Regions from separate parts of the Homo sapiens genome. Here region 2 is linked to region 1. The links are chromatin loops, found by intact Hi-C in ENCODE. Cell type or tissue: PC-3. All regions are shown on one strand. Links, peaks and the distances in the headings refer to the core of each region. The heading gives the core; the rest is flanking DNA. Region 1 has its middle 31 kb from the start of LINC01865. Region 2 has its middle 32 kb from the start of LINC01874.

The links. Peaks named below come from ENCODE experiments on the same cell type or tissue, not always from the same donor. Only the 100,000 strongest peaks of a DNase experiment are listed, where the experiment ranks them.
Region 2: a loop joins it to region 1, with 3 times the contacts of the local background. A loop is called at or near these places in 1 of 110 quality-filtered maps.

What each region holds. Positions count from the first base shown.
Region 1 is chr2:342,547-351,625 of GRCh38, reverse strand. No RefSeq gene overlaps it. Among named protein-coding and RNA genes, the nearest start is that of LINC01865, 31 kb to the right of the region's middle. In PC-3, for the core only: no CTCF peak of the experiment used is centred there; no DNase peak of the experiment used is centred there; H3K27me3 peaks cover 5,989 bases.
Region 2 is chr2:456,343-465,421 of GRCh38, reverse strand. No RefSeq gene overlaps it. Among named protein-coding and RNA genes, the nearest start is that of LINC01874, 32 kb to the left of the region's middle. In PC-3, for the core only: no CTCF peak of the experiment used is centred there; DNase peaks (open chromatin) are centred at 4,361 and 7,441; H3K27me3 peaks cover 4,858 bases.

The sequences.
Region 1 (9,079 bases), core at 401-8,400:
CCATTGGGCTTTGTGTCTGTTTTTATACTAGTATCATGCTGTTTTGATGTGTATATATTTACAGGTTTGTAACATATCTTGAAGTCAGATAATGTAATGTGCCCAACTTTGTTCTTTTTGCTCAAGACTGCTTTAGCTATTTGAGGTCTTTTGGGGTTCCAAATTAAATTTTAGGAATACTTTTTCCATTTCTGTGAAAAATGTCAGAGGAATTTTGATAGGGATTGAATTGAATCTACAGATTGCTTTAAAGAAATTATGGGGGACACACTCCATGACATTAATCTGGGTAATGATTTTTTGGAGATGACCCTAAGAGCATGGCAAAAAAAGCAAAAATAGACAAATGAGATTGCATCAAATTAAAAAAAAAAAAACTTCTATACTGAAAAGGAAACAACAGCATGAAGAGAAAACCCATGGAATGAGAGAAAATATTTGAAAACCATACATCTGATAAGACGTTAACATCCAAAATGCATAAGGAACTCAAAAACTCAATAGCTATAAAACAAATAACCTAATTTAAAAATAGGCAAATATCTGAAGAGACACGTTTCCAAAAAAGACATACACATGGCCAACGGTTATATTTTTTTAAATGTTCATCACTAATCATCAAGGAGATACAATAAAAATCACAATAAGATATCATCTTACACCTGTTAGAAAGGCTATTATCAAAAAATGGAAGATGAGTGTTAGTAAGGAATTGGTGGAAAAGGAATCTTTGCACACTGTTGGTGAGAATGTAAATTGGTACAACCATTATGAAAAGTGATATTTTTGTTTTTTTTTTAGACGGAGTCTCGCTCTGTCCCCCAGGCTGGAGTGCAATGGCACTATCTCGGCTCACTGCAACCTCCACCTCCTGGGTTCTAGCAATTCTCCTGCCTCAGCCTCCCCAGTAGCTGGGATTACAGGCGCCCCCCACAACATCCGGCTAATTTTTTTATTTTTAATAGAGATGAGGTTTCACCATATTGGTCAGGCTGGTCTCAAACTCCTGTCTTCAGGTGACCCACCCACTTCAGCCTCCCAAAATGCTGGGATTACAGGTGTGCACCGCCGTGCCTGGCCCTCATTATGAAAAGTTTTGAGTTTCCTCAAAACATTAAAAATAGAACAAACATATTACCCAGCAACTCCACTACTGGGCATATCCAAAGGAAATAAATCAGGATCCAAAAAATATCTGTAGTCCTGTGTTCATTGCAGCATTGTTTACAATAACCAAGGTGTGGCATCCACCTGAGTGCCCCCAATGGATGAACTGATCAAAGAAACATGCATGGTGCACAATGGCATACCATTGCCATTCAGCCTTGAAAAGAAGGAAATCCTGTCATTTGTAACAACATGAGTGAAGTTGGAGGACATTATGTTAAATGAGATAAGCCAGGTACAGAAAGACAAATGCCATATGATCCCACTTCAACGTGGAACCTAAGACAGCTGAACTCAGAGAAGCAGAGAGTGGAAGGGTGGGTACCAGGGCCAGGGAGAGGGCAGGGGAGATGTTGGTCAAAGGATGCAAAATTCAGCTGCACAGGAAGAATGAGTTCCAAGGTCTGTTGCACAGTACGGTGACTATAATTAGTAGCAACTTAACATATACTTGAAAATTGCTAAGACGGTATATTTTAAACGTTCTAACCACAAAAAAATGGTAAGTATGTGAGACAATGGATGTGTTAATTAGCTTGATTTAGCCATTTCACAATGTATGTATATAAATATGTATCAAAATATCATGTTGCCCATCATAAATATATAAATTTTACAATTAAAAAATTAACTAATGTTAAAAATTTCAATGCAATATAAAACGGTCATTGAAAAATAATATCATAGTCAAGAAAATGCAGTAAAAACTGATTTGTCTGGGTTTTGTCATCTGGAGTTCTGTTACTTCTAAAGTTGCATATCTGACAAATTATTTTGACATGCAGAGATAAATTTTAGGTAAACAACCGGACATTGGGGTTTTGGGTGAGGCAGTATCTCCTAGGCTGCATGATGGCGTCACTGCAAATAGACCAGCTTTCTCCCGAGCATGATGCTGACCCTGCAGTGCACTATGATTCAGGTTCTTTGTATTTTCATATATTTGAATTATTTTTTTTTTTTGAGACAGGGTCTCTCTCTGTGGCCTAGGCTGGAGGGCAGTGGTGGGATCACAGCCTACTGTCACCCTGACCTCCTGGCCCCAAGTGATCCTCCTGCCTCAGCCTCCTGAGGAACTGGGACCACAGGCACACACCAACACACCCAGCTAATTTTTACAGACATTTTTAGAGATGGGGGTCTCACTATGTTGCCCAGATTGGTCTCAAACTCCCGGCTCAAGCGATCCTTCCACCTCAGCCTCCTAAAATGCTGGGATTACAGGCATGAGCCCCCATGCCCGGCGTCTTTGAATTCTCTGGGAACGAACTGATGGTGACGTCGGGCTGTAATGTAGCCACCGCTCTTCCCTGCACTTCTCTTCTAGCTCCACCTCTACCTTCCTTCAGGACTCAAATAAAACATAGTCTTCATCAAAAAGAATTGCTATTATATTCTTAATTATTCAGATAATTTATCTTCCTCAGCCAGACTTGGAAAAATATTATTTTTTACTTCAATATGAGTGTTAGAGTTTGAATATTTATTTTCAAAAATACAGCTCCCATTTTCCAGGGCATATTTTTATGAAAGAATTTGTCTGTTTCAAAGACACATGGGTGGTGTGGTTTTTTATGGTTTTGGTAAATTGCAGCTGACAAAATAATGAGGATATTAAGCCTGCGTCCTCGGAGAATATGAAGAATGGCGAGGAGGGGAAGAGTCTGACCAAGTGTGAGATACAGCCAGCTCTGGTTCTCGGTCTGACCTCTGACATCTGAGGTTTGGATTCGTTACTCTTGTGAATTCCTTGTTCTAAGAACAACTTGAGAAAAAATGAGGGATGTCTCCTAGGCATTGAAGGGCTCTTGAAGGTCAAAGGCACATGACTCAAATTTGCATCAGACGAACAGTTCTTTGTGACTAAAGGAAATGTCCTAGATAAAATATGCTGTTGCTGTGTTTGACTCACGTGTGGAAAAGCCATAGAGTCACCGACAAGAAATCATGTTTGAAAGGGTCTATTTCATCCTAGGTGCCCTCTTGGGGGTGAGGAGATTTTACTGTTTTCTAATACCCAACCAATTATATCTCAGTTGTCAAAACAAGCAGGCTTCAGCCTAAGAATGAGGATGTAACCAGAATGTAAAGGATGTAAAGCAGTTACCAAATTTTCTTCTGGTAACAAATCAGGATTATCAAGGTACATTTATTATATTCTCAATTATGTTATTTTTTATTTTTGCAAGATACTGTATGAGAAGTATAGGGATACTATGAAAAGGAAAGTATTTCAAACAATATCTGGAACTACAGAATTTATACAACGATATCTGGAACTTCAGAATTTATAAAATTCATTATTCAATTCAATCAAGCAAACTAAATATCATAGCATTTTAGGATACAATCAAAGGCATATATTAAAATAGATTATCTGGATGGGAATAAGATATAAAATCACTACTTAAGGTACACGATTTTTCAACAAACATCTAGGAAGGAAAGGTGGCAAAAGAATGGGAGAGTTGAAGAAAAACAAAGAAAAAATAAGAAGAAAAGAAACAGAAGATGAGGAGGAAGAAAGAAGGAAATTACCGCATGCCAAGCCCTGCACTAACTTAGAAGGGGAGACAGAAGTGAAGACCCAGCCCTGAAATTAAGAAACTGACATTGGAGCCAAGTGGCAGACACTGGAAAAACTCACAGCAATACAGTGTGGTAAGGAGGGAAAAAGACTTTACATACACACACATTTCATTTTAATTATTTTAATTGTCCTCATAGCGAAACTGTATAGTACGATAAATCAAATTCTAACAGATAATTACCTAAAATGAAAGAAAATTAAAAATTGTATTTGATTTTCATCTATTATTGGAAGAGATCACTTTCAAAAGTGTAAAATGAGAGTTTTACCCTGTAATATCTTCAGAAGCATATGAAGAAAGAAGAAATACACCAACTTAAAGAAAATAGATATAAATTTATATGCATGCACAACAGTTTTTTAAAGAACATCTTAGGAAAATATAACTACTTTAAGAAAGATACTATTTTTTATAAAGCCCTAAATATTATTAACAAAGACATAACTGTAAGAAATCATTACTTTGGTAACCCAAGTGATAAGTGGAAATTAACTTCAAAAGGAAAACTAATTCAATAGCTGAAGATAATGTTACAGAGAAAAATCAAAAGTCAACGAATGTTATGCTCTTGATACATACAAAACAAAAGCATAATAAAATAATACTTAGGAAATATTTAACGAGAAAAAAGCTAAATGTGATTCGAAATTACTATTAGAAAAAAGAAAAAGTAACCGTTCATATTAAGTCACATTTCATATGTCTATACGGTCTGTAAAAGAAGTTAGATAAAAAAGACAAATGTTTCACTATTCTCATATTTTAAAACCTATAAATCTAGTATGTATTCATTGCAGCATTACAGAGTTGCTGACCACGTATAGTAAATAATCTATTATGGAATTGAAAATGCCTAGAAACAGAAATCCATTTATGAATGCCTGTTTTCCTTAATTTGATTAATATCCATTTCTGTGAAATGCCCAACTAGCAAATGTGTGACCAATGGCTACACAAGTAACTAGCTTTGGGTCTTCACCTGAATTATTTAAATACAATTCAGTCTAGGTGACATGACAAAGATGTTAACATTTTTAAAGATTAGCACCATCACTTAGCACACTGAATCCATCAACACATCAAAAGGATTGTATACCATAAAGGGATTAGATAACAGGAGATTTATCCCCAGAATGCAAGGGTAGCGCAATACAAAAAAATCAATCAATGTAATCACATTCATAGAATAAAGGAAACACACACACAAGCAACTCAATAGATGCAGAAATAGCATTTGACAAAGTTCAATGACATTTTATGATAAAAACACTCAACAAACTAGGAATAGAGGGGAACATGATAAAGGACAATTTCAAAGTCCAAAACTAACCTCATATTTTATTGTGAAAGCTTTCATCCTAAAGTCCAGAACAAAATAAGAATGAACATTTCACACTTCTATTCAGTATTTTCCTGGATATCTTAAGAGCAATAGGTAAGAAAAAGAAATAAGAGCATCACATTCAAATTGGAAAGGAAGAAGGAAAACTATATTTGCAGATGACAGGACTTTGTATACAGAAAATCCCATAGAATATACACACACGACACACATGCCCACAAAACAAACAAGCAAAAATCTACTAGAGCTTCTAAACAAATCCAGTGATGTTTCTGGGTTCAACATCAAGATCAATATCCGAGAAACAGCTGTGCTTCTATACAACAGCTATAAATAATTTGAAAAGGAAAGTAAGAAAGCAATTCCACTTACAATAGTATCCAAAAGATTAAAATACCTAGAAAGAAATTTAACCAGAGAAGTGAAAGACTTGTACACTGAAACTACCAAACATGCTGAAATTAAAGATCTAAATAAATGGGAAGATATCCCATGTTTATGAACTGCACTTAATATTGTTAGTATGAGAATATTCACCAAAGTGATCTACAGATTCAATGCAATTCCTGTCAAAATTCTAATTGTCTTTTTTGCAGAAATGGAAAAGGTGATTCTCAAATTCATCTGGAAATGCAAAGAGTCCCAAATACCTAAAACGACCTTGAAAATGAAAAACAAAGTAGGAAGACTCACACTTCCCAATTTCAAAACTTTCACCCTAAGGTCAAGAACAAGATAGAAGAACACTGCGGATGAGAATGTCATATGAGGCAGTCACTGTGGAAAGTAATCAAAACGGTGTCATCCTGGCATAGGGATAGACGTGGACCAATGGAATAGAATTGCAGTCCAGAAATAAGCCCAAACATCTATGGCCAAATGATTTTTCACAAGGGTACCAAGACTGAATGGGGAAAGAAGACTCTTCAATCCCTACCTAACATACACAAAAAGTTAACTCAAGGTTAATCAATGACCTAACTATGAGCTAAAACCAAAAAACTCTTAGAAGAAAGCACAGGTAAACCTTCTGATGTTAGATTTGGCAATGAAGTCTTAGATTTGGCATGAAAAGAACAGGCAAGAAAAGAAAAAAACAGATACATTTGACTTCATAAAAATTGAAAACTTTTGAACATCAAAGAACATTATCAAGAATATGAAAAGGCAATCTACGGAATGGGTGAAAACACTTGCAAAATTATATATGTCATAAAGGTTTCATATTTAGAGCAATTTTAAAGAACTCTTACAACTTAACAACAAAAAAGGCAAAAAATATTTTAAAAATGAGCAAAGGACATTTCTTCACATAAAATATACAAACGGTCAACAAGCACATGAAAAGATGTTCCCTGTCACTGGTCATTAAAGAATTGCAAATCAAAAACCACAATGAGATACCTACTGCTTCACACCTACTGGAATGGCTTTCATTAAGAAAATGAAGAATAAAAAGTGTGGACAATGATGTGGTGAAACAGGAGCAAGAACACTGCAGATGAGAATGTCATATGATGCAATCGCTGTGGAAAACACCCCAGCAACTTCTCAAAACGTTAAACACGAGATTATTATATAATCCAGCAGTTACTCTCCTAGATATATATCCAAGAGAAATAAAAACATGTGTCCACACAGAAACTTGCACACAAATGTTTATAGCAGAATTATTTACAATACCCAAAAGGTGGAAACAGCCCAGATGTCCATCAACAGATAAATGGATGAACAAATTGTGGTGCACATTCAATTAAATATTACTTAGTCATAAATATTATTTCGCTATAACATGGATGAATCTTAAAAACATTATGCCCAGTAACAGAAGCCAGGTACAAAAGGTCACATAGTGAATTATTTCTTCTATGCGGTTTATCTTGAACAGACAAATCAATAGAGACAGAAAGTGGATTAGACATTACCAGGGAGAAGAGACTCCCTCTATTTCCCATCCTCTCATTCTAGAATTCTGGTTTATTAACATAGTGGAGTGCCAGCACTAGTCGTCTAATTTGTGTATGTTTTTCTTCCCTATTTTTCATCTCTTTGTCTTTTAGCTCTAGCTTCCAAAAGATTTCAACAATGTTTTCCAACTCTTTCACTGAGTCATAACTTTTTGTCATATATGGTTTTAATTTCTAAATGTTCATCTTTATTCTCTGAATGTTTCTGTCCCATAATATCTCATTGCATTACATGATTACTTAGGTACAAAGTGTTTTTCTGGGGTAATAAAAACGTTTTTAAAATACAAGTTGCTAGAAATTGCACAACATAATGAATGCACTATCACTGAATTCCACTTTAATAGGGTTGATTATATGTTATGTGAATTTCAACTTGATAAAAACATAAATAAATGGAAATGGAATATTTTTTAAATTTTCCTTTTAAGACAATCTTGTTTTCTGATAAATGCCACAGGTTAAAATTACTACTTTGAAGAAAAAATAGACAAGGATTCTGTTCTTGCATAAAATAACCATTCTGTGGGGAGCTGTACAGAGCCACCTGGGACAAACCTCAAAACTTTAAAGAAGAGAGGGTGGGAAAGGAGGAGCAGGAATAGGAAACCCAATTTGTGACTCACGAAGATGAGCTCCCTAAGTATGATTCTACCAACGCTGTCCACACATCGAGACTTAGTCCAATGATGCCTGTTTCCTCTCGATATGCTACAGGTAAACATATTATATATTCTACATTACTTAGACATATACTGGAGAAATAAACTTTAACAGAATAAAGTTGTCAAATTATACAAGTATGAAATAAACTGAAGAAATGAATCAGAAAAGAAAAACGAAACCAGAAAATGGCACTAACTGACCCCATCTTTGGCCCTAGGATAGAAGGTATTTGCGAATTCACCTGCTCACTAGAATTTGGTGGCAACCCCAGCATCAACATTTGCAGTACTTCCTGGGTCACTCATGGCCAAGTGCAGAGTGGTGAAAACTCTGAGCCTCCCGCATGCATGTTCACACGCCTGCCTCTTGCTTCTGCTGCCTTCTGTAAACAAGCATCCTTTTGCAGCATATTTCCTGCCACATTTTTGCATTTTTGCACTTTTTGTTGCTGATTTCTGTCTGGCGTGCCTTCCCCAGGCCTGATGCTGAAGTGCTGTCTAGCATCCCTGAGCAGAAAAAGTCAAAGTCTATAATGAAATCACACTCACATACACACAAACAACTTTGTCAGGAGGGTTTATCTTTCATTTGTCTTCATGTATTTTTAGTTTTAATCTTTATTTTTTACCAAAGCTATCCTTGCACAGAGGCAACCCTTCTTCCTCCTTTACCAACACTTTGGACAATAGCTCCCTCTTTCTATATCACATGCTTGCGATGACCCTTTTCTCTTGAGCTCCTACCTAGGCAGCCCAGGACTCAGCCTGCTCCCGCCCCCAGGCCCCATCATCCTCAAATGGTTGCACTGTAACTTGGGTTAGATCAATATTCAACATTTACGCTTTTGTGGTTGTACAAATTCAGTTGACAGATACAATGCAGAATAAACCATGAGCCTGTTATTTAACAAGGATTTTGTTGTTTCAAGAGTTAAGAATTGTTTTTAATTTGGTTATTCTCAACTAATACAATGCTAAATCTTCTCTCAAAGATTTCAAACACATGCAATTTCTCCCATTTCTTCCTGAAGAGGGAAGCATCTAGACAAGCTATCCTCCACTGGATGCACAGACACCATTCTGAGACCTCCCTGACCCACCATCCTGGGAAAGCCCTTTCCCCTTTCTCAAATCCCTGCTTCCTTCCTTCCTGGTCTTCCCTCCACTTTGGTGAGGTGCCTGCTCCAGCGGCTTCCTCAAAACGAGTGTAGAGGTGAATGTTGTCTGAAAATGCCTGATAATACCTGAGAATGTGTGTAGGCTGATTGAGAGTGGGCTAGCTGTAGAATTTGCAGGTGGAAACCCTTTCACGGCCACGCTGGGCTGGCCTCATGGCTGCCCTGCAGA
Region 2 (9,079 bases), core at 270-8,269, 110 kb before region 1:
AAGGGCCAGGAGCTCTGAGAACAAAACAGACACCGTCCCTGAACCTTCGACGCTTTCACATAAAAATAAACTCTCCTTTCAGATTTGGATTAGTCAGGACCCAATAGAAGTCGGGAATAATAGTGCAATTAGAGAGGTGGCTGTCTCATGATGATAGACTCCACATTCCAGGGCTAGGAATGGACTAAGTAAGTGCCAGCCAGGCGGGTCCCGCTCACCGCCCCTCGCTGAGCCCAAAACCAGCTGCACGAGTTAGCTCTATGGCCCCTGCTGCCCTGTGGCCGCTGCCAGTTGGGGGCTCTGAGACCTGCTGGGCCAGAAGAAACCCCCAGGCAGGAAATGAAACCCAGCGGATGCCCTCTGTCTGTGGATTGAGGAAGCGAGCCTGCTCAGGCTTCGCTGAGCAATTTTGACTGAATGTCCGGTTCTGTGTATTATCTGAGCACCACCAATTTAGGCACTGCCAGTCCATACAATCTTCTTTCAGCCACTCACAAATGTGCTGCCAGTTAGGCAGGTATGTAAAAATAAACACATTGGGTCCGCCCAGAATAAGCACAGGTGTGTTCACGGGGAGTGCCCCTGGGACACGGGCAGCCTCTATGAGGCTCTGAAGCAAGATGGCGGCCCCCATATTCCTGCTCCTGGAGTTCCACAGAAGCAGAGCGCCGGGGCTTAGCTCCCTGTCTGCCTGATGAGGCACGGAGGCTACCCAGGGGCTGAGGTGCTGGCCAGGTACTGACCCAGGAAACAAAGGCTCTAGCAGCCCAGACCTGCCCCTCCAGCCTCTCCAGCGGGTTTGGAAGCACCTCAAATACTGGCCAAAAGTCCTAGCTTCACTTCCGAGATCTGCTAGTGAATCCTGACACCATAGGGAATACGATCATAAAATATCAGCCATGGGAAGAAAAGAACCGTCCCATGGGCAGCCGAGGGTCAGGCGTCTTTCAGTAGCGGTTGCTCGTGAAGGACACACCTGGGAGATGGTGGTGGAAGATGCGCGGCCTGAGGAGGGAAGGGGGACACATCCCAGCATCTGGGAGCTCAGGCCCGACCCAGGGAAGAGAGTGAAGGGAACAGGAAGTGGAGGAACCGGTGAAGACAGACACGTTTCCTCATCAATGGAGGAACGCCGGGTGTTCCTGTGACCAAGCTACTTTTCACGCAAAGTCAGACAAAAATTTCCAAATAAAAAAAAAAGGACATGGTTGGCTCCATCCTCACATTAACTTATAATCATAAAGTCTTGGACTAGAATATAGAGATAACCTAGATAAATTTCAACTTTTTGCTGACAAGAACTGTGCCCAACTAAAGTTCAGTGACTTATTTACGCTTAGGACAGTTGGGATAAGAAATTCAGCCTCTGAAATCTGGACCAAAGGTCTTCCTTTCATGGCATATCCTAGCACAAAATACTTCTCATATATGGTTTTGAAACTACTCTGTTTTGTAGAATAGAAATATTTGGTTTTGTTTGTGGTATGCCGTAACCTTCCAGTAAATTATATAATATTTAAGTGATTTTACCTAAGAGAAATGGTTAGTAGTTATCTTGTCAAATAAATAGTAATTTTATTTCAGGTAAATAAAGAAAAGGGAAATACATTAATGTACTTTTGGAAAAGTAGATGACTAAAGGTTGATATGCATTTTGATTTTGTTGAAACTCTGTCTCAAATTTCCATAAACCCTTGTTCACAAGGCCAGCAGGAGAATTTGAAATGAGAAGATGGAGCTGCAAGACACCTTAAATACAAAAGAGGTTTCAACGCTACAGAAATCCCCACTCTCCCATTGCAGAACAGCTGTGTCGCTAGGATTTCATGTAATTTACATGAGGAAATAACTTCACATCGCCTTCTCATTTTAATTGGGTCGGTTGTAAACAAACTGCCATGACCCTTTCTTTGAGACCATAAACTGGGGAATTTTTCATTATTGCTTTTACAACCTTTGGAAGTGGTTTGTACACATTTCAGGGAACAATTCTGGGCATTGAAGTATTTAGTTTCTAAAAAATCACTCATTCATTAAAATGTTAGAATCCAAACGCCTTTTCCCTGATATAATTAAAAAGAAAAACAAAAACACACATACCATTAAACATTAAAGAAAATTCATGAAGCCATTTGAAAGAAAACTGCAATTTTCCAACTCCCTGCCGTCCCTACAGGAGGATATTTTCAGGAGCACCTGGAAAATGCTCTGTAATGATGATCTGCATTTGCCAAAACAGCTTCCATCATTCCAGTATCAAAGGATTTACTCTCTTCCACAATAAATTCTGGATTTATTAATACCCAAACTGCACTTAAGGGGAGAGTCTATAATTGAAACAGTAAAGGAAGGACATTTAATAAATAAACATGAAAATATACAAAGATCACCAGATATCTGTGAATTCATATAATTATTGTAGTATTTTCATCTCATTAGTCTTAAATTATAACATGTATAAGTATAAATTCATGTAATAAACTCTGATACATTATTTATAGTTGTTTAACTATTATTAAATATTGTTAAAATTCCTTCTGAAAATCAATCTTATAAGAACATTTCAATAAACCAGAATTAAATAAACAAGTAACTGAAAACCTAGATTGTTGTTATATTCTATCGGAAAATAACAAAATTAAAGATACCACCTCAGATAACTATGACTAGATTGACCAGCCAAGCTTTGTCATGTTTATTTATCTCGATCTGAAATATCAAGAACTATATGGAACCAAGATTAGCCTTAGTGTGAAAATTGCAAGTAGTTCAAGAAATCTCTATTATCAAACACACAGGGCCTCCAGTTCGCTGCAGCTGAGGAGAAAATTTGACTAAAACTTTTTACAGGAGGGGCTTCAGGGAGTTGGATGCCTTTCACAAGGACATGGAGTGAAAGAAGTTAGTTAGAGAACGGGATATAGTTGGTATATGATTCAATTTACACACGCAAACACACACACAAGCCAAAAATAGGCACAACCAAAATGTTTGTTTTTAGAGCTGCAGCTTCAATAGATAAAATATGAAATTGAAGAAAAGAACCTTTTTTAAATTTAAACAAAAACATTCATGTTACAACTTTAGGACAATAATTCCCAACACGAGGTCACTGGACCACCTGCTGCAGAGTAACACCAGGCAGTTGTCACAAATGCTGACCTGGACTGGCCAAGACTCTGAACCACGAATTCATGGGCTGGCCAGGGAGTGCCCATCTTGATCAGTTCGCTATGTATTTATTAAACTCATCAAAATTATATGTTCTGAGAATCCTCTTTTATTTGTACTTTTGAAAAATTATAAAATTTTGTAATTTTTCTTACAGTGATAACATTTTTTAACATAGGAAAGTTGAAAAGAAAGAATTCTAAGCCTGCTGAAGAGTTGGAAATTTGAAGAATACAGAGTGGAGGTGAAGGACAGTTTCCTACAGGAGGGCGGGTATGAGGGAGAGAAGGTGTTTCCTGAGTCCCTGCAGGAAGCCACAGCAGTGAGGGCAGGCTGGAGGCAGAGCCTGGCCAGGGAGGCTTATCCCCCAACACCAGGGAGAGGCAGGGCAGGCAGGTGGGAGGCTCTGCAGATTGCAGGGAGAATTCATCATTATGAATGTCATAAAATTTATCTTATGACAGATAAATAGATTTTTTTAATTTTTCATGCCAACTATGAGTGGTAAAGAATGACAAGTTTTCTTCAGTTTGGCACTTACCAATATTCGTGACTAAAGTCAGTAAATCACATGCTTAGACAAGATATGAAAAAGACTCACAATTCCTTAATTAGTGAGCAGATTTTCTTTTCTTTGAGACAAAGCTCTGGGAAGGAAAACTCTCATTCCCAATGGCCCTAAACCAGCCTATTTGTTCCTCTATGTCTGTCCGCAGCCTCTTCCCCTCCATATCTCGGGGACTGCCCAGGCCATCCTGAGCTCAGCCAGGCTCCATCCCACCAACTCTCCATTCGATCCAATGGTCCGCAGGTCCTGAGGGTTCAGGAATACCCCTCTGTTCTGCCCTGTCCTCTTTCTTACCTCTCTCCTGGATTTTGTCAACCTAAACAACAAACAGAGAAAGGACATCCAAATGAGAATAACTTTTATTCTGGAATGGGCATTGCAGTAGGAACCCAAGTGCCATGCCAACCTGCACGTACTCGGAGGGGTCAGTGACAACAAAGGTTTTTGAAGGAAAATGAGGAGAACCACACGATTGTTTTGAGATGATTTATTATTCTTGGCTACAAGGATCAATAACAAGGGTGGCCCCAGTCCAGGCTGCGCAAGCAGTTGCTGGGCAGATGACCTCACAGAAGTATTTTTTGGGTAAGGTTGTGGTGGCCTTTGTGCACAGTTGTGGTTTCCTGCCGTCTTTTGTGGTAGTTCTTGTTGCCAGGCATTCATCTGTGAGTCTCCTCCCTTCCCTGGCTCCGTTTTTCAGGGTTTTGACATAAGCGTCTCCAGTCTGATTCTGACAAATGTCACAACTGGACACGTTCTCCCCTCAGTGACCTCACAGTCCTCCTATTAAAACAAACTGCCTAGAATTGATCAGATAATTTAATTCACACAAGCTCTATGTGGATGAGTAACATGAACAGAGAAATCTTGCTCAGAGAAATATTGTATTTTATTAACAATTGAAACTGCAAACCAAAAAAGTAAAATATATTCATGGTCTTCACTTTGGAGCCCAAAGATGTAAAGACAGCCCTGACATCACCTCAGCAGAGAGAAAGCAAAATTCCGTTTTCAGGTCTGGGAAATGCAGGCACAGGCAGCGAACATCAGGATCTTCTCAGATCAAACCTACTTCTCAAAGCCTGGACCCTCAGGGACAACACTCTGGGCTTAAAAATAAACAGAAACAATAATGCCTCTAACTTCAAACTATGGCGAGGAAAACTGCCTTATTCAAACCTTCATATTGAGGTTCTGAAAAGTAATTTCCTCTGGGGTTTCTAGCCCCAGTGTGGAATCCAGGTGCATTTACAGAGGCAAATCACATGGGAAGTTTAATGGAGAATTAATCCTAAAGTGGCCCTGAACTTATTTTACCTGAACATACAGGACAGTGGCAAAAATAAGTCTACTCTTAAGCTAACTTGACTTAAATCTGAACTCAAAGAAATTCCACAGATAAACTTTCAGGAAAAACGAACTAACCATCCAAAATCAAGAAACACATTAGCAACAAGTTTCAGTGCAGCAGGTCGGCAGGATCAGAGCCACAGAGGCTCCAGCCACAGAAGTCATCCGAGACTCTGGCAAGCCTGCGGCTGAAGGATTTTTAAATAAGGAAAGAACAGACTGCAGATGGACCAAGAGCAACTGTCTAAAAATGTGCAAACAAAGTTGGAAATGAACCAAATTCAAAGTCTAGGCAAGCAAAACATAACATTTAAAATTCAAAGCCTGATGTATGTATTAAAAATCAGATTAGACATTGTTGAGTAAAAAAGCAGTGAACCCCCAAAATGGATCCAGTGAAAATTCAGGGAGAGAAGGGTATAAAAGAGAGATTAGGATCCACTGCTGATTGCATGCGAAGGTCCAATGTTTTTGTATAGATATGAAATATTTTTAATCTTATTTCTAGGCACAATATCTTTTTAATTTCTGTTCATTTGTTTTATATATTTGCCATTATAAATTGGTCTCATTGTATTTTCTATCTGGTTGCAGTTCACATATTTAAACATGTTGTTTTACATATAGAATATACAGCTGACCCTTGAACAACACGGGTTTGACCTGTGCGGATCCACTCATATACCGAATTTTTTCAGTAGAAGTTGCCCTGAGGGAGCCTCCCTCTGCTGTGCCCTCATCCGCCTCCTCTGCCTCCTGCACCTCTGCCACCAGGACAGCAAGACCAAAGCTTTCTCCTCTTCCACCTGCTCAGCCAGCTCAACGTGAAGACAAGGATGAAGACCTGTACGACAGTCAACTTACGCTTAGTGAATGATAAATATACTTTCCCTTCCTTATGACTTCTTTTTTTTTTTTTTTTGAGACGGAGTCTCGCTCTGTCCCCCAGGCTGGAGTGCAGTGGTGCGATCTTGGCTCACTGCCAGCTCTGCCTCCCAGATTCACGCCATTCTCCTGCCTCAGCCTCCCAAGTAGCTGGGACTACAGGCGCTGGCCACCACGCCTGGCTAATTTTTTTGTATTTTTAGTAGAGACGGGATTTCACCGTGTTAGCCAGGACGGTCTCAATCTCCTGACCTCGTGATCCACCTGCCTTGGCCTCCCAAAGTGCTGGGATTACAGGCGTGAGCCACCGCGCCCGGCCGCCTTATGATTTCTTAATAACATTTTATTTTCTCTATCTTACTTTATTGTAAGAATACAGTCTATGACATACAACGTATACAGTATGTATTAATCGACTGTTTATGTTATCAGTAAGGGTTCCCGTCCACAGTAGGCTGTTAGTAGTTAAGTTTTGGGAGAATCGAAAGTTATATGCTGATTTTTCACTGCTCAGGGATCAGTGCCCTTAAATTCCATATTGTTTAAGGGCCAACTGAACATACACATATTTACCAGCCAGCCAATTGATTCTATTCTTTCTCAGTTGATTCTTCTGAGTTTTCTTATAGAAAGCCATATCATACTCAATAATAATAATTTTGCCTCCTCCTTAATTAGACCTCATTTCTTTCTGTGGTCTAATTGCACAGAAAAAAACCTCCAGAACAGTGTTAGATAAAGTTGGCAGAACTGTAATCCATGCGGTGTCAGTTTTCAATGGGAGCTCTTTTATCCCCCAAGCCATCCTCCTCTGCTCCCTCCCCCCAGCCCCTGGGAGAGACTTGAGAACACACTGAAGCCTGCAGCTCCTGGTCTGTCATCTTCAAACAGACTTTCAGCTTTCCAGTATGTAAGACTGAGTGGACATACGAAGTTCTCAAAGCTTCTCATCCCCAGTGGTTTCCGACTTTGACTATCATCTTTAACTGTGGCCTGGTAAATTTGAATAATATTCTCTAAATTTTTATTCATGAATTTTAGATTTATGTATAAAAATTCTACCTGACAAATGGCAAAATTGGCATGCCAACACATTTCATCACGTTTTGTTTCCTCCTTGATACCATCATCCATTTGTCTGTTTTTTATGTCTCTGCTTTGTAGCAAGTGTGTTCAGTTATCGGCTGCAATCACCGCAGGTGCTCAGCTGCCATCTGTGTGTGAGTGAATCGGCCTCAGGCCCCACCATGACTTCTCAATCTCTCGCCATCCTAGCTCTCCTGATTCGTTGGTTACTTTAATTTTGTTAAATGATGATTTTTCAAGAGACTTTCTTGGTTGCTTCATTTAGTTCTTGAGGATTGAGACTGTCTTCCCTGCTTTTATTTTTTAAATGACAAATCGGTCAGGTGTAAGCCTACTGACTCACATTTCTTTTTCTGAAGGCCTGAACAGCTCAACTGTTACTCATCCTTTACAGAAAAGTTTGGTACAAGCACGACTGTCCCTCTAGTATGGGAATGACTGGGATGCTGGGGTTTTTTTCTGCCTGGTTCCCAGAAGGATCCTTTATCTTAAAATCTAAGTTCACTACTTTTTCTGGTACAATCATCTTGCTATACTCTTCCAGAATATTGATTAAGTGTATGCTGGACTCCCTTTCTCCATATCTCTCATTTTCTAATTAAATTAATTTCTTCATCATTTCCCTTTTTGACTGGTTTTCTCAGATCTCACCTCTGTATCTCTGATTGCAGAAATTTTCCTTAAGAACCAATTTTGAAGAACCACACCAAGCAATCATAGTGTGATCTTTCTTCTAATGTAAATGTGTGTCTTGAGTTTTTTAATTACTTTCCTTTGATTTTATTTTGTTGTTTCTAGTAATTGTTTCCTGTGTTAGAGGCATGCAGCACAGGCTCTGCTGTTTTCTCAGGAGGGTGGCAGGTGTGGAGGTCTGAGGGTGGCTTCCATGCAGTTCAGATGAGTCAGCTGTGAACTCCAGCTTCAGTGAGTCCATGCTTTCTACATGTGGCTGCATCGGCTGCAGAGAAGTCTCATGTTATGCATGCTTTCTGTTTATGGTGTTGCTTTATTTTATTTTTCTGCACCAATACTGTAAAGCTCCAATTTTTCCCAGATGCTGCTCTCTGCCCCACCCCTCCTCTGGACTGCTCCACAGGGATGACAGGGGCGGTGAGGTTTCCCCTCTGGGTCCCACTCACCTGAAACTTAGGCAACAGAACCACATGGTTAGGGACAGTTTTACAGCAAGAGAAGCCTCTAATTCTCTCTCTCCTGAAGAAAACATCAGCATTGGCCTTTTCACTCTGCGAATGCATTCAATGTTTCTTTCTGCTCTTGGCATCTTCCCTGGTTTGGTCTAAACTTCACTGTGTTTGCCGGCTGTTCTTTGAGTTGGAATATACATGGACTAGTCGATGTCTTGTAATTCCATTAAATGGTGATTTTGCTACATTAGTCCCTGCAGCATGAAGGGACGATGGAGAGGATGGTAGCAGAGACTTCAGCCCCTGCTGTGTTCTCAGCTGAATCTATGGCCCCCAGCCCCAGTAGGCTGTTTGGCTTCTGGACTGGATAGGCAATGTGTCTTCTGTAGGATTTTAAACAAGCATTGATATGGTTTGACTGTCTCCTCACCCAAATCTCATCTTGAATTGTAGTTCTCATAATTCTCACGTGTTGTGGGAGGGACCTGGTGGGAGGTATTTGAATCATGGGGGTGGCTACCTCCATGCTGTTTCCATGATAGTGAGTGAGTTCTCACCAGATCTGATGGTTTTATAAGGGGCTTTTCCCCCTTAGCTCTGCCACTATGTGAAGAAGGACATGTTTGCTTCCCCTTCTGCCATGATGTTACATTTCCTGAGGCCTCCCAGCCCTGTGGAACTATAAGCCAATTAAATCTCTTTGCTTTATAAATTTCTCAGTCTTGGGTATGTCTTTATTAGCTGCATGAGAACGGATTAATCCAAGCATTTATAAAGGACATTAAATATTTGTATAAAGTGTTATTTCCTGAGTCTTTTAACAATGCTGCTCAAACTCCCTGTTTAGGATGGCATGTTCAGCAGCTGTGCTGAG